Linked DNA regions of Mus musculus: all the other regions are linked to region 3. A link is a loop called in an ENCODE intact Hi-C map of the cell type or tissue named here. Cell type or tissue: heart. All regions are shown on one strand.

Region 1 (8,000 bases), 130 kb before region 3:
CACAGGAGTATCTGTGAGTTTATTGCTAATCTGGTCTCTAAGACAGGCAAGGCTGCATAGAGAGACATGTCTCAAAAGGGAAGTCATTGAAGTTTGCAGCATTCTTCGCTGCCATTCTCAGCACCCATCTACTTTCTGTCCTTATAAATTGCTTATTCTGGCCTCAAAATATGGCCTTTTGTGTCTGTTTGATTTCATTTAGGGTAATTTTTCAAAGTCCATGCATCCTGCAGTTAGTCCTTTACTCCTTTTAATGGTTACCTGATATTCCTGCATCACTGTCTTTTCTGTGAGTGTGGTATGTTTGCACACATGTGTGTGCAGGACACAGAGCTGGGAGTCGGTGTCTTTCTCTAGCTTCACCTTTTTCTTTCTTTTTTTTTTTTTTAAACTTGGTTTTTCAAGACAGGGTTTCTCTGTGTAGCCCTGGCTGTCCTGGAACTCACTCTGTAGACCAGGCTGGTTTCAAACTCAGAAATCCACCTGCCTCTGCCTCTCAAGTGCTGGGGTTAAAGGCGTGCGCCACCACTGCCTGGCCACTTTTCACTCTTAACAGGCATCAGGACAAGCCTCTTTGCTTTGCACTGTGTTCCTCTGTCACTCACAGGCACTAAGATCTGTTTCCAGCCTTTTACTATTGTAAGCAGTGCTATAATGTAAACCCTGAACAGGTTCCATGGGAGAGGTTTCTAGAAGTCATGTCTTGGGAGACAGCCTGCAGCCTATGACTGTGTGTCTGACAGCCCTGTGAGCAAGTATGGTACATCATGAGCATGTGTTGGCCATCTCTCATGCAGGACGCCAGCCTGTAGCCGACCCTCCAACACGGATGAGACGCCATCTCCTGTTGTGAAAACCTCCATCTTCACTCCGCCTGTACTGCTCAAGTTCCAACCTGTGCCCAGACCCAATGATGATTCAGAGAATGACTCTGGCAGCGCAGAGTCCACTCCTGCCAAGGAGAGCCAGTAATCTCTTCCCAACAGACCATGCCCCAGGACTGAATAAAGTTCATCCTGGTGTTGAGCTTGTTGTATGTCCTCTCTGCTTTCGCCTGGACTACGGAGAGAGTTTAAGGATAGCCTGGACTCTATAGAAAAACCCTATTTCAAACCTCACCCCTCAAGTATGGGCAGTGTGTGTTTGGATCACACGTGCAATGGCCCCTCACGTGCACTGTAACAAGCAATTCTGTTGTGCTTGAGAGAGTGGGGTGGGAAATCCCGTTCTTCCCTTTAGTGGTTCAGACCCCTTAGGGCTTCACTTTCCTTGAGTTGCAAGTGCACTATATTGTTCCTGCATGTAATCTCCAAACACAGGCCTAGTTTGATAGGTGTTTCTACCCAGAGGAGAAATGAGTGGGTCAGTCAGTTTACAGCTTGTTACTTGCCCGAGTTTCAAAACTGTGATTCTCATTGTCACCTCATATGCTGGCCTTAGAATCTTTCTCCATGTAAGATGTCAATCATTACTGGACATTAGTGGATATACATATTGAGTCATGGTTGATCATACCTCACTTGGGACTATAGATAATAAAAATCAGAACATAAGCAAAATTACTATATAATTATAAATTATGATAAACTATGAGAGAGGTGAGTGGGGTGGCCAAGAAAGTGTTTTTTTGTTTTGTTTTGTTTTGGTCTCACTGTATATTCTTGGTTGACCTGTAACTCAATATGTAGACTAGGAGGACTTGAACTTACAGAACTTACCAGCCTCTGCCTCCCAAGTACTGGTAGTTTTGTTTAGTTTTGATTTGCTTTTGAGACATGGTTTCTCTACTCACTGTAGACCAGGCTGGCCTCAGACTCATAGAGATCTGCTTGCTTCTGCCTCCCAAGTGTACACCACCATACTGGGCTAAAAGATCTTTTGAGGTAAGATTTATTTGGAAGGCAGAAGTTATGAAGTAAGAAGCTGACAGGATGACTGCCTTTGGCTAACTGGGTGGATGGTGGTCCTTGTTAATCCTGCCAAATGAGAATCAGACCAGTGACCCAGATTTTTTGGTTGCATTTTCAGTTAGACAGGGTTATCTCCCTAAAGTAGGATTTGAGAGCATAGTCTCAAAGGAGAATTTTTTTTTTTAATATCCCCCAAACTGCAAGGCTAGGGGGTTTCTAATGTTTTATGTTTATGTAGGAATTTGACAAGACATCTTAAAATTATTTGGTTGAAGATCTTATCAGGAGGTTAGGGTTAGGGTATGGAACATACCATTTAGCATCAAAGTGGAGATTTGGAACAAGGAAATTAAGAATTCTTTGATCAGCCAGGCGGTGGTGGCACACACCTTTAATCCCAGCACTTGGGAGGCAGAGGCAGTGGATTTCTGAGTTCCAGGCCAGCCTGATCTATAGAGTGAGCACCAGGACAGCCAGGGCTACACAGAGAAACCCTGTCTCAAAAAACAAAAACAAACAAAAACCCAGCTTAGGGTGGAGAGATGCCTTAACAAATAAGAGCTGTGCAAGTCTGGCAAAGAGAACCAACTCCTCACTTGTCCTCTGAGCTCTACACTTGTGGCATGGCCACTATTTAACCACACACACAATTTTAAAAAGGAAACTTGGGGCCGGGCATGGTGGCACACTCCTCTAGTCCCAGCACTCGGGAGGCAGAGGCAGGCGGATTTCTGAGTTCGAGGCCAGCCTGGTCTACAGAGTGAGTTCCAGGACAGCCAGGGCTACACAGAGAAACCCTGTTTCGAAATACCAAAAAAAAAAAAAAAAAAGGAGACTTGGGACCCATTCTCCCGGCACATGAGACCCAGACCAAAGATCTGGCCACAGAAGGAGCAGAGAGGGCTTGGTCATCTGCCAGCTGATGGGCCTGAAGGGCGTGGGGACCGAACGAGAGAAGAGTTGAGTATACACATGGACATGGCTTTAGAGAAGGTGAAAAAGGTTGAAGATCTTTAGATACAAAGGAGGTGAGTCTGAGTGAGTCTGCCTAGCATAGCATGGACTGAACAAGTAGCCAGACAGTGCATAGAAAAGTTTTTGAGGGCTTGGGGGAGGCAACGCAGTATGGTGGGAGACAGGAAAAGTGGATTCTACTCAAAGTTAGCAAGCTTCAGCCTAGCACGGTGCCTGCACCCAGCACCTGGACACCTGGAAACCACAATTCCCAGAATGCTTTCTTCCAACTTCCGGGATCCAGTGCGTCGATCTCCGGAAGTAGTTGAGAAAGCGGAGGCGCCATAGTCAGTGTCTGCTGTGGTCTCTTCGGTTTGTTGCCACCATGGGGAAGCGACAGCACCAGAAGGACAAGATGTAAGTTGGGTCGCGTCTCTCGTCTCAGCTCGTCGCCGTGCTGAAGGCTATCATCTGAAAGCCTCAGCTCTCACAGGCGCGGTCTCGTCCCTCAGTGCAGCCTACGCGGGCCAGGGCGTTCTACCGCCGGACTAACTAACTTCCGGGATTTCCCTACCCCTAGCCTTTCTGCGAACGAGTTTTGCCCCTGAGTTGGTTGTCCGCTTCGTCCTGGCTCTAGTCTGAGAGCCTACACACAGGCGACAGCCTTCAAGTTGAAGATAGGCGGGTCGTGCTCCATGTTCCCCTCCCATTTGCTGCTGCTGTACTTTCTGTTTTCTGTTGTCTCTTCAGATGCTCCCCGCCCCTAGCTGCTTGCAAGGATATCTTTGACTTCTGTATTGCCAGATCTAGTATCCAGCTTTTCAGTCCTTGGGCTTCTTCCCTTTCCAAAAGTAGCCTTTAGTGAGATCTTACATGCGCTTAGTAGTTTTTTTTGTTTGTTTTTGTTTTTGTTTTTGTTTTTCAAGATAGGGTTTCTCTGTGTAGCCCTGGCTGTCCTGGAACTCACTTTGTAGATCAGGCTGGCCTCGAACTCAGAAATCCCCTTGCCTCTGCCTCCCGAGTGCTAGGATTAAAGGCTTGGCGCTTAGTAATTTAATCTGCGAATGATCTCTATTTCATTCCTCTTTGCTGGGCTTCCCCTCCCCTTGTCCCAGACCTCGGGGGTGTTTCCTTCATCCCTGTGGTGGATCTGTTCAAAGAGTCTCTTGCACTAAGTCAGCAGCTTTCACTCAGTTCTCCACTTGGAAAACTTACAGCTTTTTCAAAACTAGTATGCTAAAAGGGAACTTGATAATTTTCACACCTAAGCCTGCCGTTTCTTATCCTAGCTCAGTGGTTACATAGTGGGTCCCTGATTTACTATATATAGACTGAAGACAATTCTCATCCTAACAGAAGAACAACCGCACAGAGCAACTGGAGCTATGTTAGATCATGTCTGGGTCCTGCTCAAAATCACCCACCAGCTTCCCATCACACTTAGGCAAATAGAGAGTACTCTCCTTGATCTTTGACTCATTTTTGACTCGGCCGCTGTCCTTGCTTCTGTGTCTTTTTCTGCTGCTACGTACCTCATCACACTCTTCCTCTGCTGTCTCCTTTCTGGAACAGATTCAGCTTGTCCTGTTCCAGCCTCAGTAAGTGTTATTCCTGTAAAGGGCTTCCCCAGAGCTTTGTGTGCCTAGCTCTTCCTGTCAGATAGTCTATAAGTCCAGTTCATTTCCTTCTGGACAAGGTGCTGTTGATGTTTCTTTATCTCTCCATCTTTTGTCCTTCTTATGTGCCACACAATGCAGATGTTTAATGTGATTTGACAAGTGAGTGGGCGTTCTGTCATAAGTTACTTTTACAGCTTCTGTCCTGTCCGTGGCAGGACCCAGTAACACATGCTCTGTCTTCCTCAGGTATATCACTTGTGCTGAGTACACTCATTTCTATGGTGGCAGGAAGCCAGGTAAGGGGATGCTGGTGGTCCTGAAGAATGCTGTCTCCTGTGATCCAGAGCTATCCAGAACACTGACATTATAGTAGATAACGAGACGGTCCATAGTTGATAAAAAGAGGACATATACTCAACATAGTACAGTATACTTCCATCTTAGAGGAGAATACTTAAAAATATAACTCTTTCAAGTTCAGGCCTTTTCCTTAGGAAGTGCTATAGCCTTCTTTCTTTCTTTCTTTCTTTCTTTCTTTCTTTCTTTCTTTTTTGTTTTTTGTTTTTTTGTTTTTTTTTGTTTTTTTTTGAGGCAGAATTTCTCTGTGTAGCCTTGGATGTCCTGGAACTCACTCTGTCTGTAGACCAGGCTGCCCTCAAAGTCAGAATCCGCCTGCCTCTGCTTCCCAAGTGCTGGGATTAAAGGCGTGCACTGCCACTGCCCAGCAACCTTATTCTTTATAGGAGGAAAAAAGGAAGGTTAATATCCAAAGTTGCCAAGGCTGTAGAAAAAAGGATTTATTTTATGTGCATTGGTGTTTTGCCTGCATGTATGTTTGTGTGAGGGTGTTAGATCCCCTGGAACTAGAGTTACAGATGGCTGTCAGCTGCCCTGTGGGTGTTGGGAACATGGGTCCTCTGGAATAGCAGCCAGTGCTCGTAACTGTTATCTCCAGCCCCATAAATATATATATATTTTTTTCTCTTTTAAAGATAGTCTTATTATGTAGCTCAAGCTGGTCTTGAACTCAAGATCTTTCTTCCTCTGCCTCACCAGTGCTGGAATTGATTTGTGATTTGATAATATCAAAAGATGCTATGTGAATCCAGGTATAGTGGTGCATGCTTTTAATTCCTGGACAGCCAGAGCTATACAGAGAAGTACCATCTCAAAAAAGCAAACAACAGGGCTGGAGAGATGGCTCAGTGGGTAAGAGCACCTGACTGCTCTTCCAAAGGTCCAGAGTTCAAATCCCAGCAACCACATGGTGGCTCACAACCATCCATAATGAGATCTGACTCCCTCTTCTGGAGTGTCTGAAGACAGCTATAGTGTACTTACATATAATAAATAAATCTAAAAAAAAAAAAAAAAAAAAAAAAGCAAACAACAACAAAAAGGCCCTGCATGTGTTTGTAGACTAGAGGTCATTGTGTGTTGTCCTCATTGATAATCCATCTTAAAAAATCTGTTTTCATACTATTTTTTAAGACTTATATGTATGTATGTATGTATGTGTGTGTGTGTATTTGTCTACGTGAGTACATGCACATGAATGTGGGTACCCTGGAGTCCAGAGGAGAGTGGGTGCTGGGAACGAAGCTCTGGTCTTCTGCAATAGCATCAAGTGCTCTTAACCTCTGAGCTATTTCTCCAGCTCCTTGTTTGTTTTCAAAACAGGATCTCCATGTGGCCTTGGCTGCCCTGGAACTCACTATGTAGATTGAGCTGGTCTTGAACTCATAGAAATTTACCTGCCTCTGCCTCCAACTGCTAGGATTAAAGGTGTGTTTCACTTCTCAGCTCATCTTGTGTTGAGACAAGAGTCTGTCACTAAACCTAGAGCTCAATGATGGGCTAGACTGGCTTGTCAGTAAGTTGCTTCCGTCTCTACCTCCAGTGAAGTACACTGAGCCACTGAGCCATTTTTCTAGCACCTATTATTTTGAGGTGTGTGAGTGTGCGTGCATGCATGAATAGATACCTGCCCTTAGAGGCCAGAGGTGTTAGGTTCCCTGGTGAGTTACAGGCAGTTGTGAACCACCATGTGAGTGTTAAGAACTGAGCTCAAGTCTTGTATAAGAGCAGAATATATTCTTAACTGCCTAGCCATCTTTCTGAACCCTACCAGAAGATTTTTTTTTTCTTTTTTCTCCAAGATAGAGTTTCTCTGTGTAGCCCTGGCTGTCCTAGAACTTGCATTGTATACCAGGCTGGCCTTGAATGCAGAGATCTGCCTGCCTCTGCTTCCCATGTGGTGGGACTAAAGGTGAGTGGCACCACTGGCTAGCAACTACCAAAAGATTCTTAATTTAGGGCCTGGAGGTATAGTTCAGTGATGAAACTAGCATATAGCATATATAAGGCCCTGGGTTTGATCTCTAGTAACACATAATACATTCTTCTTTCTCGAAACAACAGCAATAAAAAATTTAATTCATAGTAATATAGCTTTGTTTTTGTTTTTGTTTGCTTTGTCTTTTGTTTTTTGAGACAGGGTTTCTGGGTGCACAGTCCTGGCTATCCTGGAACTCGCTTTGTAGACCAGGCTGTCCTCAAACTCACAGAGTTCCACCTGTCTCTGCTTCCCTCTCAAGTACTGGGATTAAAGGAGTGCATCGCCATGCCTGCTGTAGTAATGTAGTTTTAATGGTAGGTATACATAGATGAAATATTTTCCAAATAGGTTATCTGTTTTTTATTTCATCTTTAACAGATATCTCACAGACAAGTTTTCGCCGCTTACCTTTTGACCACTGCAGGTGAGAGCTTCAAATCCTTCTGTTTTCCCTTGGCTTTGGTTGAGTATCATTTCTCCCAAAACAGGTGTGTGTGTTTTAACTGCAGCTTGGGCTGACCTTGAACTCCTGAATCTCCTGCTGCTACCTCCCAAGTATTAGGATTATAGGCTGCCATCCTTGCATATTTGCATAGATTTTTTAAAAAGATTTATTTATTTATTATATGTGTGTACACTGTAGCTGTCTTCAGACACACCAGAAGAGGGCATCAGATTTCATTACAGATGGTTGTGAGCCACCACGTGGTTGCTGGGATTTGAACTCAGGGCCTCTGGAAGAGCAGTCAGTGCTCTTAACTGCTAGACCATCTCTCTAGTGCTTGTTTTTTTTTTTTTTAAAGATTTATTTATTTATTATATGTAAGTACACTGTAGCTGTCTTCAGACGCACCAGAAGAGGGCATCAGATCTCTGTTACAGGTGGTTGTGAGCCACCATGTGGTTGCTGGGATTTGAACTTCGGACCTTTGGAAGAGCAATCGGGTGCTCTTACCCCCTGAGCCATCTCACCAGCCCCTTGTTTTGTTTTTTAAGGTAGGGTCTGTTTTCTGCTCTGGCTTCTGACTGACCTGGAACTCATTAAACTTAAAAAGACTGACGTGCCTCTGCCTCGAGAACACTAGAACTAAAGGCTTGAGACCAAGAAAGGGCGATCAGCAGTGGCCCAGGCAGCTCACAGCTGCAGACACATGTGAAGCGTAGCTGTGGTAGCTGAGG
Region 2 (8,000 bases), 86 kb after region 3:
GAATCAAAAGCTAATTTATTTTAAAAAGATACACACAAAGAAGCCATAGCCTAATGCTGGCATCTGCCTATAATCGCAGCAGGAAGCGTAGGCAAGAGGGTTGCCACAAGTTTGAGTGTCCTCTGGTCTACATGGCCATTGCCAAGTTAGACCCAGCTACAGATAGAGACTCTGTGTCAAAACCCTCACAGCCTCCAACATTGGACAGAGTGAGGGATGCGACACAGGCAGGGTCTACAGTAGCCAGCCTGAGCTTCATCCAGCAGGGTAATAAGGCACAACTACTCAGTTTAAGGGACTGAGAGAGGTGACAGGCTTTCTGCTGCTCTTGCAAACAGAGGGAACTGGAGACCAGACAGCAGAAGAAGAAAGAGGGGAATGAGGAAGAGGACCACAGAGCGCCTCATGTTCAACCTTGCCGTCCTTTGTGTGTGTGGAGTCAGTCCCACCACAGTCTCCTCTCCGGTCCAGTCTTGGAGGTGAAGGGTTACCTTTTCCCAGTGTTTTTTATTTCTCTGGGCCAGCTTTGTAAGCAAACAAACAAATATATAGATATAGTACTTCTTATTGGAGGTTATGTTGCTGGAGTTAAAATTAATTGTCTACACTCACATTTAATTGCAAGTTAATAAAGTGTAGCCTGGGTTACAAAGACCAAGCAGGTAAAAAGATAAGAGTGTAATTAAAGCAAAGAAGGAAAGAGCAGAATGGGAACCAGGCAGAGATGCAGTCTACCCAAAGGTAAGATTGAAAAGAAGAGAGTGAGCCCTAGAGAGTTTGTACACAGGCAGAGCTGCAGAGCAAGAGTCAGAGGTGGCATTAATTACTGAGAGGACCAGGCCAACTGTTACATCATACCCTGCCCACCAACTGCTCTAGCTCCTCGGTATTCAGGAACAGAAGTGTGACTACTGTGAAGTTGTTCTCAGGCAACTGACGAGCATTCGGCTATTTGTACCATGCAATTCTACAGGCCCTAGAGGTACCAAAACCTTCAGCAGTGTTAAACGGGCTAATGTGAAGTTATGACTGAGACCACAGCGAGAGGAGAGCATGCTCGCCCCAGAGTACACAGCAGCCCCAACCAGCAAATCCCTGCCCACAACATCACCCTATCTGGTACTAGCTCTGCCAGATGTTTTAGAAAGCAGGTGCCTCTTTCTAACCTTTGCCCTTGGGCTACTTCCTGGATCTGGATCCCTTCCCCACAGTCTACCTGTCTTCCTTGGAGGCTGGACTCATCTTGGCTCTGCAGCACTAAAAATCCTTTAATGTACCTGGCTATACTGCTCTTACTGCCCTGTGCCTGTGCTCCAGGCTTAGGACCTGTTATGGGCCCCAAGGCCATCTGCATCATGCATGCTGAGTGGGCCTGGGTGCCAAGCACAGCACAGCACAGCACAGCACGCTCTTGGGCAAAGCTCTGCTTGCATCTGCTGGCTCACAGGGCCTGGATGGACTGTCTACTTGCACTAGAAAGGCAGTGTACTCAGAGAAATTCTGTCTGCTGCGGCCACTCAGACTCATTTCACATTGTGTGGTTTGGGCCACAAATGAAGAACCAGGTCATAGTTTTCCTTCTTTGGGGTCTAGCTGAGGCAAAGAAAAAGAGTGATATTCTTTCCCATTTACCTTTTTTCCAATAAGCCCCTAAATCTGATGCATGCCTCTCTAAGGGAACAAAACAACCCTGCTCTGAAGCCCATACCTGGAGAAAAAGGATCTGATGGTGGCAGAAAGAACTGGTGAAGGGCATGGCCCCATTAGGACTGCTGGATGGGACGGTGGTAGCTGGCTGGCTAGTAGTCAGATGGACAACGGAGTCTGGGGAGAAGCTGGGGTGGGCAGAGTGCTGGGTTGGGGGAGCTGTTTGATTTCAACAGAATCCACAGTTGCAAAGGACTCAGAAAGAGAGGGCCATGTGCATGAGTGTGTGTAAGTCAGTAAGCAGGGCTGCACTGCTTTGATTGGTTTGGCCAGATTGACACTTGGCTGGGTCCTCCCGGTTCTGGTATGTGTGCCTCTCTGTACGTATGAGCTAGCAGTTGCTCCTCAGACTCTGAACTTAGGGTCTTTGTGTCTCCTCCCTGCCAGTATTGGGATCACAGGTATGCACCACTTCTGGTGTATGTGGTGCTGGAATTGATCATGCATGCTAGGCAAGCAGTCTATCAAGAGAGCTTTACCCCAACCCCCTCTCCCCCCAGAACTCTTATTTCTCTATTTGTAACTGGCTGCTAGGAATAGTCTGGTATAAATCCTTCTAGATCTTAACCAATATCTTACTACATACATGGAAAAGATTTTATTTATATTTATAAATGCTTATTATAAAGATTATAGCAAAATATACATTAAAAACTATCACTTGGGCTGGTGAGATGGCTCAGTGGGTTAGAGCACCCGACTGCTCTTCCGAAGGTCCAGAGTTCAAATCCCAGCAACCACATGGTGGCTCACAACCATCCGTAACAAGATCTGACCCCCTCTTCTGGAGTGTCTGAAGACAGCTACAGTGTACTTACATATAATAAATAAATAAATCTTTAAAAAAAAAAAACAACAAAACTATCACTTTAGTCTGGCATGGTGGTTCATGCCTATAATCCTACCACTTGGGAAACCATTACCAACCACTTGGGAAACCGACGGAGCCTTGACATCAGTTTGGTGCTAGTCTGGGCTACTGAGTAAAACCTTGTCTCAAAAAAAACAAAAACAAAAACAAAAAAAAAAAAACCAAATCAAAACCAAACCAAGCAAAAACTAAAATACCCTCCCCCCAAACAAACAAAAACCAAAGGGTGTGGAGTAGGGTTTGGACGGGTAGCTCAACTGGTGATACTTGCCTTGAAGGCACAGGCCCTAGGTTCCTCGATAAAACTGGACATGGTGGTGAACACCTACAATTCCAGTGCTTGGAAGATAGAGCCAAATGGAGATAGATTACAAGTTCAAGTTCAATCTTAGCTATATTATGAGTTGGAGGCCAGCCTGGGCTCCATGAGACCCTGTCTCAAAACAAAACAAAAATGCCAAAACACACTTTAAGACTATGTTTCTTTCTATTGGTGCTGGAAATTCAACCTACAGAACATATGCACGCTGAACATAGATGGACTCCACCCCAGCCATGTCTACACCCCCCCCCCCCACTATCTTTCATGGGCTGTTCTGTGCAGCCATATTATTGTGCTGCCATTTTTCTTTTGAAAGGGATCCTAAGCTCCATGTGGTCAGTGTCCTGGCTGTTTGTGCTCAGCAGGCCTGCATGGCCACTAGAGTGAGGTAAGCAGCCTGAGGTCTGGGGGGATCACACAGGAAATGAAAACTCTCCCTTAGTACACTGGGTAGCAAAGACAGTCTTCCAGAAAAGACTGGCTTCAGGCAACATCACAGAGGAATTCTGCAAATTAATCTGTTGTGGGAGGTTAACAGTTATTAGAACAATTGTTTTGTTTATGTCTCAGAACTGTGTGGGAAAACATGCCATCAGGTCATACTGCAGTTGAAAAAAAAACCAGGTGGTAGGAGGAAAGTGTTACTCTAAGGTCACAAATATTAGTTGTCACCAAAGCAGGACTCAGTTGAGGAATCTGGTGCCCAGTGACTTGGCCACTTCCATCCCAGTTTGCCGCTGAGTAAAAGTAAAATTTGACGATGGGAGGAATATGAACACTGAGACCATGAGGTAGAGGCAGCTCTCGTTCAGTTCCTTAGGTGGGAACAGTTCACAGGGCTGTCCCAGGGCACATTGTGAACACATCTGTTAATCAAGGGGCCTAGAAATAGGCGGCCTTGGTAGGGCAGACCACTGCCTTCCACTGGGCCTCACTAGATGTTAGTCTGCAGAAATCCTTACAATCCCTTTTCTCCTCATTATACGGAGAGCTTAGGGGGCTGGCCTGAGACCACACAACTGTAACGGTGAAGCCCAAGGCTCTCAGGACTGAGGCTCTACTGCAATCTAGCCCAATGGCTTCAGCCTGCGTCTTGAAACCAGGTGGTAAGTAAAACACTAGCTTTAAATACACTTAGGGACGCCACTGGGCTGGGCATTCAGGTTGAAAATGTGGTCCCAGTCCGGGTCGTCACTAGTAGGGCTGAGGGTAGGGCCGTGGGCCTAGCCCTCATGTTTTGGAAGATAAGAGGGAATGATCCTTGAAAACAGGATTGTCACTCCTTGGTACTGTTTTGCCTCACAGCTCTCAGCCTCCTCCTGGACCTCGGTTCAGACACAGCCCTGGGGGAGGGTGTCAATGGATTCCCAGTTCCGTGCCTTTAGTTTCCGACGCCTTGCCACCAGGGCCCGGCGGCGGCTTGCTCAGATTTTTTGCTCACAGCTATCCCCCAAAGTCCCATGGGCTCAGGCACCCGAAACCGGTCTTGGCCTTAGTGCTTTCTCACCTCTCCATTTCGTCCTCAGTCTCATTTCACTTTCGTGCATCTCAGGCCCCCACATGACCCCCACCCTAGTCCGAGTCTTCCACCCTCACCCTCGCTCTTCATCCCTTGCACCCCGCGGGCCTCACCTGCCAGCCTGCCGCAGTGCTCCCCACGAGCTGCTCTGGGCAGCCCCGCCTACTTCCCGTCCTAGGCGCCGCAGGCTCTGCGCAAGCGCAGTCGGGCCTCGGGCGCACCTCTGCTGCCTCCTGCTGGTCCCTCTGCTCTCTTGTTTCAGGGACGACAAGAGCCCCAATAGCCAGTGCGTTGCTACACTTCTCCAGCCTTGACTGGGCAGAAAGCAGTCCTTGCTTCACAATGCTCAGTCATTGCTTCACAACGTGTGTGGTGATCAGTCTCAGGGCAGTGATGCGGCTTCATACTGCTCAGGACTGGCCACCCATCAGAGACTTTAGAAAATATTTTCATGTATAACATTATATTCATTTTATACCAATGAACGTGTACACTGCCTGTGTACAGTGTGGAGAGTACCCCTTCAAGTTTCATTGTGGTCCTGCCCACTTAACCACAGGCCCCAGGGGCTTTGTGGTTAAGGGTTCCAGGCCCTTTGTGCTCAGCAGGACTGCATGGCCACTGAGAATTCGTTGAGCAGCTTGAGCTCTGGGGCTATAAAGCAGGAAATGAGACACTTTTCTTAGTGCACTGGGTAGCAAAGGCAGTCTTAAAGACAAGGTTGGCTCCAGGTTGTCACCTGGCTTTTAAAACAATTGTTCCGGCATGGTGACGCAAGCCTTTAATCCCAGCATTTGGGAGGCAGAGGCAGACAGATTTCTGAGTTCGAGGCCAGTCTGGTCTACAAAGTGAGTTCCAGGACAGCCAAGGATACACAGAGAAACCCTGTCTCGAAAAACAAAAACAAAACAAACAAAAAAACCCAATTGTTTGTTTTGTTTATGTCTCAGAACTGTGCTGACAAGCACATGCCATCAGACCCCATTGTCTTAGGAACTTGTCACCTGATTAGGTTTCAGGGAACCCATGAGCCTGGGGAACCAATAGATGGGTGTGTGTACTGGCATGGTGGGGAGAATGTCTGTCTGCTACGCAAGTAGAGTCCTGGTTCATTCAACCTGATTAAGGTTTGAGGTCATTTATAACCTGATGAGGTAGAGGGTGATACAGAGAAGACAGCAAAAGCAGGCACTAGGAACCTGGCCCTGTTAGGCTCTAGGCCAAGGACATATCTGTAATGTACCCTTTCCTGAGGTTGCTGTCACCATGATTGTCTTGTTTGTAGTCTACTATGCCAAAGCCTTTACTCTTGTTAAATTCCCAATATTAGCTATACCAACCAGCTTAGCTCAAACCTCTTCATCAAGACATGCCAAGCTGTGGGGTAGAGCCAGGAGGTCTCAGAGTGCTCAGTTCCAGGTCTCTCATCTGTGTCCTCTCCCAGTTCCCAAAATCCTTTCCCAGAAACCTGTTCTGAGCACTATGAGAGTGAGTGCAAACACTCCCTACCACACTAGCCTCTATCACTCAGAGACTGGCTGTATTACTTAGGCTTTAAAAATCTCAGGAAAGGACCTCAAACCCTTTGTTCTAGAATTTCCAGGCTCTTTACAATGGGGGTACAACTTGGTAATACTTCTGCTTAAAGGGAGCTGTTATGATTTGAAATCTGGAAGTCTCTTGAAAACTTGAGCTTTTGGGAGGTGAATGGATCATCAGGACGCTAACATCAGCAGATCAGTCTATTGGATTCATCATTCATAATAATGACATTATTAGGAGACAACGAAAACTAGGATGGAGGAAGGTCATGAGTATGTGTGCCCTGCAAGAGTGTATAGCTCTAGTCCCTGGAAAGGTCTATTTTGCCAGTCTTTCCTCTCTCCTCTTCTTAGCTACCAGAGATGACTCAAACTGAGCCCAAATCCATCTTTCTTCCTTTAAATTTTGCTCAGGTGTTTTATCACAGTGAGGAAAGGTGATTAATGGAATTTTGGCTCTCTCTTGGATATTAATTTTTCCCATAGGGCTAGAATGTATAGAAGAGGTCCACGGTGCCTTCTACAGTGCTGGGAGGATGTTGTACTTGACGAAACAGACTTCCTCATGTTAGTATGCACCACAATCTCAAGGTAAGAGAAACGGGACCTGCAGTGCCTGGGGGACAAACCACTGGAGAGCTAGCCTGTGAGATCTTGCATGCCTCCCACAATACAGGTCGCCCTGCAGCTCTGATCTCATCAGCTTCCAGAGCAGAAAAGGTGATGCCTAGGAACACAGCTGCTAAGACAGTTCACCTCTAGTCCTAATTGTTCTTGGCTGACAGGTTAGCAATGATAATGAGGCTGTACTGATGGGTGTGTGTGTATGTGTCTGAGGGGGAAGGTGACGGGGTCAGGAGTTTATAGAGTACAGCTTAGATAGCTAAGGGTATCTGCTAGAGTTCCACATAAAGGGGGCAACCGCAGGAAAAAACAAAGGGTACATTAAGAGGCCCATGTAGGTTGAAACCTCAGTATAGAATTTTAAAGATGGAATAACTAGTCTGGGTTTAAGGCCTGTAGGGCAGTCTTTCCCCAAGCCCAAACTAACCACATAACTGAGCTGTTTGTGTTCCTGCAGTCTGCTCACGATGGAATTGGGCCAAATGGGCAGAATAGCAAAGTCACAGCCTTGTGCTAGGTACTCAATTGAGATGTAGCTTATTCAGGTACCAGATTCTGACTGGAGTGGAGAGGATAGATTCCAAGTGTCTGTTCTGTCCTGTAGCTTATTACTTCTGTGCCACATTCTAACAACTTCTATACAGCTTCCTGGGCCACTGCCTGTGGGAAGCTTTCCCAAGGTATCGTCTTTGGTTGTATGGTCTTTTATGGTTGTCAGGGTTCAGGTGAAAAGTCTTGGTGGGGCTATGTGGCCAGACAACCACATGAACAACTAGTTGCCTTATGGCTTTCTGATGAGTCTCCCTGTCCTGTGTAACTGTGAATCTACTGCAGATGGAGGAATCCTATGAGGAATGCTGTTGGCCGCCTCTCAAGCAAACATTTTACAGAGCAATCTTAGGCACCTGTCTTGCTAGGCCCCTGGTACCACATGGTAAGACATGGCCAAAAGGCAGTTTCTATCGCACTTAAAAAGGGAAGCCATAATGGGTGGGTGGAGAAGGGAACACAGGAAGGGGTTATAGTCAGAAAAGTGGTCCATAGCTACATTCAGCTGCACCACAGATCAGCCTGCCTTCTAGAATATTTTCTAAACTTGGCTTCTGACCAGCTTCAGTGGAGGACTTAGCTACCTGTCTGAGGCAATACAGACACATGATGAGAGTAAGTGTTAAAATAAATCCACAATGTCACCAGAGTCACACGCAGGCTCGACATGCTTGGAGTTTCTGAGTGGCAGACATACAAATCTGGGTTAGGGATCAGGAAGCTAGGCTACAGGTGCTTAGCAAGGGTCTGGGAAAGGTGCCTGCTCCACCTGGCTCGCCAAGACTTCTCTGGGTTGCTAACGTCCACTTTCCTGCTGTGTTGCACACAGCCACACCACTGCACATGTGCATACTTAGTGTGAGCTAC
Region 3 (8,000 bases):
AATAACAATCTGTACTCCTCCACCCAAGATTTTAACTGTTACCCACTATATAGAAAGGCTTCTTTCTTTCTTTAAGATTTTCTTTTTTGTATGTTTTACCTGCTTATGTTTGTGCATTCATGTGCCTGTGGAGCCAGAGGATGTCAGATTTCCTGGAACCAGGGTTAAGGGCAGTTGCAAGCTACCACTGAACCCAAGCCATCTGCAAGAACAAATGCTCTTAATGCTGAGCCACCTCTCCAGCCTCTGCTACAAACACCACAAACTGACAGAGCCATCTCTCTCTCCATGGTAAACCCACTCTGCCTTCAGTATCCCCTCTCTTGGATTATGGCACCAGTCCTACACCTTCTCATTTTAGCTCAGCAATCTTCAAACCTAAACCCACCTTTCTTGGCTTCTCACCTTATAACTAACCTTGTCTTCATTCTATCTCTTGTGACTTTCCACAAGACCTCTTATGACTGGTTCTGTTTGCTCAAGATTCCTCATCTCCACTGGAAATGAATTACTGCACCTTGAGATGGCTACAACGGCCTGATTGCTGTATCACCACCATACTTAAAATTTGCCTATGACTCTCAAATACATCAATGCGTTCTTTCCCACCGACTTTTCTTATGGAGTCCTCTACAGTGTTTTACCTCAATACTTTTCTAAGATTAGACTCAACAGCTCAAGCTGTTACCTGTTCCTATTATCTGTCTATCAAAATCACACCCACATTTAAATGCCCAACTCAAAACTCAGTCTTCTTTTAAAAACATTTTAATTTTAATTATGTGTACTCACATACACCCATATATGTGCATACACACAGAGACACCCATAAGAGGTCGGAGGCATCAAGATTACTTGGAGTTACTGGCTATTAGGAACTGAATTTTGGTTGGAGCTCTCAACTGCTGAGCTATATCTATCCTGCACCCCACCCCCACATTTTATCTTTTTGTCTTCTACATAATGACTAGGAAGGGAACTTGAACAGATAGGCACTATTCCCGGAGAACTGTTTTAGGGAAATCTTGCTAAAGAACAGCTTAAAATCCCTTAAATAATCTTTTTAAAAGAGTTATTCTTAAATTCAGTTTTTAGTGTGTGTCCCCTAGTGAGTTTTCTATGCACCACGTGAGTGTAGATGCCCTTGGAAGCCAGGGGTTGGGTAGGAGTGTCATCTAATGTAGATGCAGGAATCTGAGCTTAGGTCCTGCAAAAGCAGCAGATGATATTCAACCACTATGCCATCTCTCCAACTTTTTAAAGATCACAACTATTCAAGTAGATACTTAAGAAGCTGCCATAAACTCAACATTGATGAGATGCTAATGACATACAATTAAGACTATTAAATAAATACTAAGATACCTAAGATATGTTATCAATCTGGAGATAAAAGGCTGATGTTAGGATTTAAATTCCAATTACATCTGCATTTTTCTTAAAATTAAAATTTGTAGGTGCCAGGTGGAAGGCAGAGGCAGGTGCCAGCCTAGTCTAAAAACTGAGTTCCAGGACAGCCAGGGCAACAACACAGAGAAACCCTGTCTTAAAAAAATGAATTAACTTTATTTTATGCATATGAATGTTTCGCTTGAATGCATCTCTATGAGAACATCTCATCTTCTGGAACTGTAATTACAGACAGTTGTGAACTGCCATGGGAATTGAACCCAGATCAGCCAGTGCTCTTAAATGCCGACTCATCTCTCCAGCCCCTAAAATTTGAATTTTAAAAAGAATTCTGCACAGCAAGTGGAAACTTCAAAGGTGAATAGCAACAGGATCTAAATAATCCATCTTCTCAGGGTGGTGGGGAATGTGTGAGTTCAACTGACAGATCCTAATTTTTTTTTGTCCCTACTTAAAATAATCCCCCCTTAAATAAATGAGCCTATAGTGGGTAATCATGAGTGTCAATAATAAGTGTTACTGGCATATTTACCAGCAGGTACAGGGTAGTAATACATGCAAGACAAATGTGATATGGAAAGTACTTTTTCTCCATTCCTCTTTTGACTTGCAGGTCCAGTTCACTTTTATCTTCGTAATTGTATACTATGAGACATTTTGCTCATAAAAATATAACTATTCATGAGTCTTTTCTTTAAAAAAAAAAAAAAAGAACGTTAATTATTCTATCTTGTTAGCACACTTGGTGAAAACACACCTTTTCTGGCATTTCTAAAATTATGACTATTCAAATTTTAATGCATTTCTGAATAGACTTGTTCATCAGGAAAATATGCCGAAGTCCTGAGATTATTAAATCAAGGAGAGGCCTGTGCAATAGCTCAAGAGCTGAAGCATTTAAAACAGGATCTTTCTACAGCAAAGCTTGATTCTAGTTCTTCGCCCTGTAAAAGGACTTCCTTTCAATACCTTATCTGAAAAAGGCTGTCTTCTCTTTCCTCAAGATAGCTAAGTTAAATTAAACTATCTCAGAGACCTTCGATAAATGAACTTGTTTTAGTTAAAACAATACACTTCAACATTCCACATGCAGGAAATCCTGCAAGTGATCGTGCAAAAACTATTCTTGAACACTGAAACGTTATGGGGAAACGATCACAGTAATCGGGCTAAAACATATGGATACATTCACACTGTTAAGAGAGTACTCTTGAGGGTAACGACGGGATAATTTAAAGTCAAATTAGGACTAACTCCAAATACTTCTTAATAATTCTAGAGTGATGCTGGCTTATCCTTTCTGAAACACAATCGGTATATTTAAATCCATTTTGAAACTTCAAGATTTCAATATGTCCACAACCAACGCTGTGTCATTAACGGTTAAGCCCGAGGCAGAAAGCATCATTAGCGCTACTTAAGATATTTTGTGAATGCTGTTCACGTACACAGAAGAGAAGAAAAATATTTTGGTGCTCAGCACACAAGCCTATTATTCCGTCTTGCAAAACCATGGCCGCCGCCACCACGGACAAGCATCTAATACAATTCCTGGCTTTAATCTAATGTCAAGAGGCGGTGGCTATAATGCTATAAATTAGGAGACACAGTGTACTTCCGTTCCCGTCCCGAGGGAGAAGCCTCGAAAGTACGCGCTTTAAGACCAAGCCCCGGAGTCTTCGAGTCCTGGCCTCAATCGGGGTTGCCCCTCCAACCGCAAACGAGAAGCAGCAGAGGAAGACGAGGAGCAACACCTAAGCCTCGACCGGCTCCAGGACCCCGCCCCAGGGCTCCAGGAGTGAAGGCCAAGAAGCCAGGGGTCCGGGGCGCCGCAGAACGCGAGGCCAAGGCGCGGGAAGGGCCGTGGGTGCGTCCAGATCAGCCACAGGCAGGGGGCACAGGGTGACCGCGTGAGGCCGGGCCTGAAATCCAGCGCGGATACTCACCAAACCATGCCGTAGGCGCCTTCTCCGATGTACGAGAGGTTGGTGTAGCGCGGCCCTACGTCGAACACCTGCCCGCGGACCATCTCCGGGCCCGCCGCCGCCGCCGCCGCCATGTTGGCTGCACAGCCGCCGCCGCCGCCGCCGCCGCCGCGTTCGGTTCGACGCTTCGCGGCTGCCGCTCGACTTATGCTGCGCTTCCCGCAGGAACCGCGCTGCCGCCCGTGTAGCCGCCCCCGCCGGCGATCGGGAACGAGGAAGGAGGACAACACAGAGGAGAGAATTAACCGCCGGTAGAACCACTGCCAGCCTTCCTGCCTGACGGGCGGGCTACGAGTGGGAGGAGGGAAGGGTTCGCGTCGAAGGGCGCTAGGGCGGAGTCAAGGGCGTGCGTGTTGATTGGCTTCTCTTGGTAGAGAGGGCGGAGTCTCGCGGGTCGGCGGAAGCAGCGAGGTGAGGCAGGAGCACTGCGGCTGCGGGGGAGGGACGTCATGTGCGCTCGGAGACCCAAGCGCTGGGTAGCTCTAGAGAGCTAGGTTGGAATTTAGGCATAAGGACCCCACAGAGTCCCACCCACTGTCCTGGTGCTGTGCCTGGTCCAGAACGAACTCACACGGGACCAGGGACTTGGCTTGAGACCAGAGGACTCACTGCACACCAACCACGGGACCCCTGAGACAGACCTCTAAGAATACGTGGCCCACATTGTGCACTCTGATGAACTTAGACCATCAGAGTGGGACAGAAACCAAAAAGCATAACCCAGACCCAGAAAAAAACTTTCACCCTGTAATGAGCATAATTTTAAAAAATGCCTTTTAGACATATAAAACTAGATTAAGCAGGAATCCCACAGCATCCAAGGCTGCTCCTGATCCAGAGCTCAGTGACATCACTCACGCAAGATAACCAGATACAGTCCTAGAACCCCATGATGCCCACTGGACAGAATATAAGCAGAGACCAAAAGCAGTGATTTGCTCTACACATCTGGAGAGATACACCTTGATCTGCTCTGTGGCTAGAGAATCCACTCCCCCCCCCCCCCCCCCCCCCCCGCCAGGGTCCTGATCCTCAAATCAGAAACCTGATCTGAAGCTAAGATAGGTGACACAGGTGACCTTGGGGAGACAGGCTTAGGACTGTAAGAAATTTAGACTGTAAACCTTGCATGATGACCTTCAGCATAATAAAATATAACTTTTGTTATACTAACTACATATATCTACCTTCTTGCCCGTGACACACACCTAACAGTGTGAGACATAAGTAAGCAGAAACCAAAACACAAGACATTGAATCCCCTAATTAGAGGTTTGTTCAAGAAGATTTGCTGAATATCTACGGCACTGGAGCCAGCCATGCTTCCAGAGTGAAAAGACAGACAAAATACAATATTTGCACTTAAGTGTTGTGAAGAAATAAAAAGCCAAGGGAAAGTATAGAGAGCTGTGGGTAGGGACACTGGAAAAAGACATAGAAATTTGGGGACTCGGGTCCAGGTGTTGTGCAACAGTTTCCTGAAGGACTGAAACATTCTATGAACTTGAAACATTCTAACTTGAGGGGAAGCTTCTGAAATAGTAAACTAAAAACTAAAAGCAGCAAGGCGGCATGGTGCCTCACACCTTGATTCCCACCACTTGTGAGGCAGTGGCAGGCAGATCGCTTATGAATTGGAAGCCAGCCTGGTCTACAGAGTGAGTTCCAGGATAGCCAAGAATATGCAGAGAAACCCTGTCTCAAAAAAACAAAACCAATCAAAAAACTCAAAGGAGTTTCAGGAAGTCCTTAAAACTGACCAGATTCACTAGGCCCCTCCCACCAGAGTAAGCAATAAAAGCTGAGAGTCCCTCTGAGATGGAGCTCAGGTGAGCTGCAAAGACTCTTGAGACCAGCTACCTGGAAGAGGCAAAACCCTGCCTGCTGCCTGGTAATGGTTTAGACAAACTTATGCACTCGGAAGGACACTCTTCAACTTCAGCAGCATCCACACTTTGGTCTGTTGTGAGCTCCTGTTTGTAGTGAGGAAACCTGTGTTGTGTCTCCCCAGGAAAAGTTTTGTCACAGATGGGTATACTGAAACACAGCATAGTTAGAATGGCTAAAACATCTGAACAAGATTTAGAAAAAAAAAACCAACCAACCAAACAAAAAAACTTGATGTCATGGGTCCGAACCAGTCACAAACACCACTAAACTGAAGGATGAAATTGGAATCTTAAAGTTGGTGGATGCCCAGACAAAGCAGAGCTAATGAGATTATAAGTGACTACCACTGTCTCCTGAGCCATCCCTGGAAGCAGACTCCTGTGTGGCCAACATGGAGATCTAACTTAGAGACATCAAGTCTGGCCTTCTAGACATCAATAAAGATTAACTAGGCAATCTCAAAGATAAAAAAGTAAATCTTTAATAATAAAGGGAAGAACTGGGGTGTTCCTCAGTGGAGGAATGCATACTAAGCATATGGCAAGTTTTTGATTCTTTAATCCTTCAAAATGTTTTAGTCCATTCAGCAGAATCTATTTCAGAAGAAACCTAATACCATGGCTCTATTAAAATGTATTTTTTAAAGACCAGGATAGATGGATAGTATCATGAAATAAAAACCCCACGAATTAACATAAAATTAGCAGCTGAAACAGTAAACATCTGATGACACAGAAGAACAAGTCAGCAGTATAAAAGGTAGATATTAGGAAAGTTTGCAAAATCATTAAAACCGCTAAAAAAGAAAACAATCTAGGATAGTATTGCATGCTTTTAATCACAGCATTTGCTCAGACAGGGCTCCATACTAAGACCTGTCTTTAAAAGCAAGAAAGAAAATAATTGAGATAATTGTAGGAATTCAAACTATATATATCCAAAAATAAAACTGAGGCAATTGGGCTGGAGAGATGGCTCAGCGGTTAAGAGCACTGACTGCTCTTCTGATGGTCCTGAGTTCAAGTCCCAGCAACCACATGGTGGCCCACAACCATCCATAATGAGATCTGACGCCCTCTTCTGATGCATCTGAAGACAGCTACAGTGTACTTAGATATAATAATAAATAAATCTTTAAAAAAAAAAACTGAGGCAATCAATTAGAAACAATAATCAAAATGGAAGAAAACTTTCCTCAGACATACAAGTAGAAAATTCAATGGGTTCTCGGGGTTCCAGAAAATTAATAAGCAGAGGTCAACTTGTGTTAGTTACTTATCCTGTTTCAGTGTTTAAATGCCCTGACAAAAGCAATTTAAAGGAGAAAGGGTTTATTTTGAATCCCAGTTTGAGAATACGGTCCATCCCGGTTAGAAAGCCTGGCTCAGGACTTGAGGTGGCTGCTTACATAAGCAGGAATCAGAGAGTGGTATATGCTAATACTCAGCTTTTAATAACCCCCTGTTTAATATAGCCTAGTACTTCAGCCCAGATCAGTGCTCTCCATAGTTAAGGTGAGTCTTCCAACTTCCATTAACATAATCTGAATAATTTCTCACCAGCACGCCCAAAGTCTGTCTCCTAGGAGATTCTAGATTCTGTCAGATTGACAGTATTAACCATCACACAACTTTAAGACAGAATCTGGGTGGGTGGACACATTTTTAACGTAGATTTACTTATCTTTATCTATGTGTATAAATGTTTTGCCTGCTGATGGTAGAGGCCAGAAGAGGGTGTTGGAACTGGAGTTAGAGACTGTTGCAAGCTGCTGCTGGGCGCTGAGAACTGAACCTGGGTTCATTGCAAGAACAGCAAGGGCTCTTACCTGCTGAGCCATCTCTTCAGCTGCCAAAAGTTGCTACATTTTAGAGATAAAGAACAAACTAATGAGCTGGGCAGTGGTGGCACATGCCTTTAATCCCAGCACTTGGGAAGCAGAGGTAGGCAGATTTCTGAGTTCGAGGCCAGCCTGGTCTACAGAGTGAGTTCCAGAACAGCCAGGGCTATACAGAGAAACACTGTCTCACAAAAAGCAAAAATCAAACAAACAAACAAAAAAAAACCCCAAAAAACCAAGCTAATGATATTTTAGCAGAAGATAAAGTTACTTATTTAAAAAGCTAAAAACTAGCACCAGAGAGAGACATCAGTAGTCAGAGGGGACACTCAGAAGGTAGAGGTGATGGGTCAGAAGTTCGAGGTCATTCTTGGCTACAAAACAATTTGAGGCCAGCCTGAGCTACAGGAGTACAGGAGACTGGCCCCTGTTTCAGAAAAGAAAAAGAGAAAGAAAGAAACAAAGAAGAGAAGAAAAGAAAAAGAAAGAGAGAGAGAAAGAGAAAAAACCTAAATATTGACCCTCAGATTTCATGATAATAATTTGTGTAGTAATTAAATGCTAAAGGAAAATAAAACACGCCTGGCAGCTGTTGGAAGGTCTGATTGTGACTCTTGGTATCATTTCATTCACCCTAATGTCTTAATTCCTCCTAGATCTCTGTTGCTCTGAATAACTAACTCTCTCTCTCTCTCTCTCTCTCTCTCTCTCTCTCTCTCTCTCTCTCCCTCCCTCCCTTTGGTGCCCCACCTCCCACATCCCCCCAGGCAGGGCGTCTCTGGAACTCACTCTGTAGACTGGCCTCAGGGCTCTGCCTGCTTCTGCCTCCTGAGTGCTGGGATTAAAGATGCATGTGCAACCATGCCTGGCTTTGA

The links. Peaks named below come from ENCODE experiments on the same cell type or tissue, not always from the same donor. Only the 100,000 strongest peaks of a DNase experiment are listed, where the experiment ranks them.
Region 1: it touches region 3 in a loop (2.8-fold over the local background); 1 of 42 quality-filtered maps calls a loop at or near these places.
Region 2: a loop joins it to region 3, with 2.2 times the contacts of the local background. A loop is called at or near these places in 1 of 42 quality-filtered maps.

Annotation. Positions count from the first base shown.
Region 1 is chr16:17,106,424-17,114,423 of GRCm38, reverse strand. Ppil2 (peptidylprolyl isomerase (cyclophilin)-like 2) reads left to right here and starts at 3,172. Exons shown (of 21, transcript NM_001252444.1): 1 at 3,172-3,281; 2 at 4,730-4,779; 3 at 7,200-7,245. The coding sequence starts at 3,250. It overlaps 2610318N02Rik (RIKEN cDNA 2610318N02 gene), which reads left to right. Exons shown (of 7, transcript NM_001358255.1): 7 at 798-1,026. The coding sequence ends at 972. In heart, a CTCF peak has its summit at 7,664 (motif pointing right); a DNase peak (open chromatin) is centred at 3,153; H3K4me3 peaks cover 1,860 bases; H3K27ac peaks cover 580 bases.
Region 2 is chr16:16,893,157-16,901,156 of GRCm38, reverse strand. Ppm1f (protein phosphatase 1F (PP2C domain containing)) reads right to left here and starts at 4,688. Exons shown (of 8, transcript NM_176833.4): 1 at 4,533-4,688. In heart, a CTCF peak has its summit at 4,655 (motif pointing left); a DNase peak (open chromatin) is centred at 4,536; H3K4me3 peaks cover 1,353 bases; H3K27ac peaks cover 1,714 bases.
Region 3 is chr16:16,979,096-16,987,095 of GRCm38, reverse strand. It overlaps Mapk1 (mitogen-activated protein kinase 1), which reads right to left and starts at 3,714. Exons shown (of 9, transcript NM_011949.3): 1 at 3,357-3,714. The coding sequence starts at 3,469. In heart, no CTCF peak of the experiment used is centred here; DNase peaks (open chromatin) are centred at 3,125 and 3,745; H3K4me3 peaks cover 2,929 bases; H3K27ac peaks cover 1,835 bases.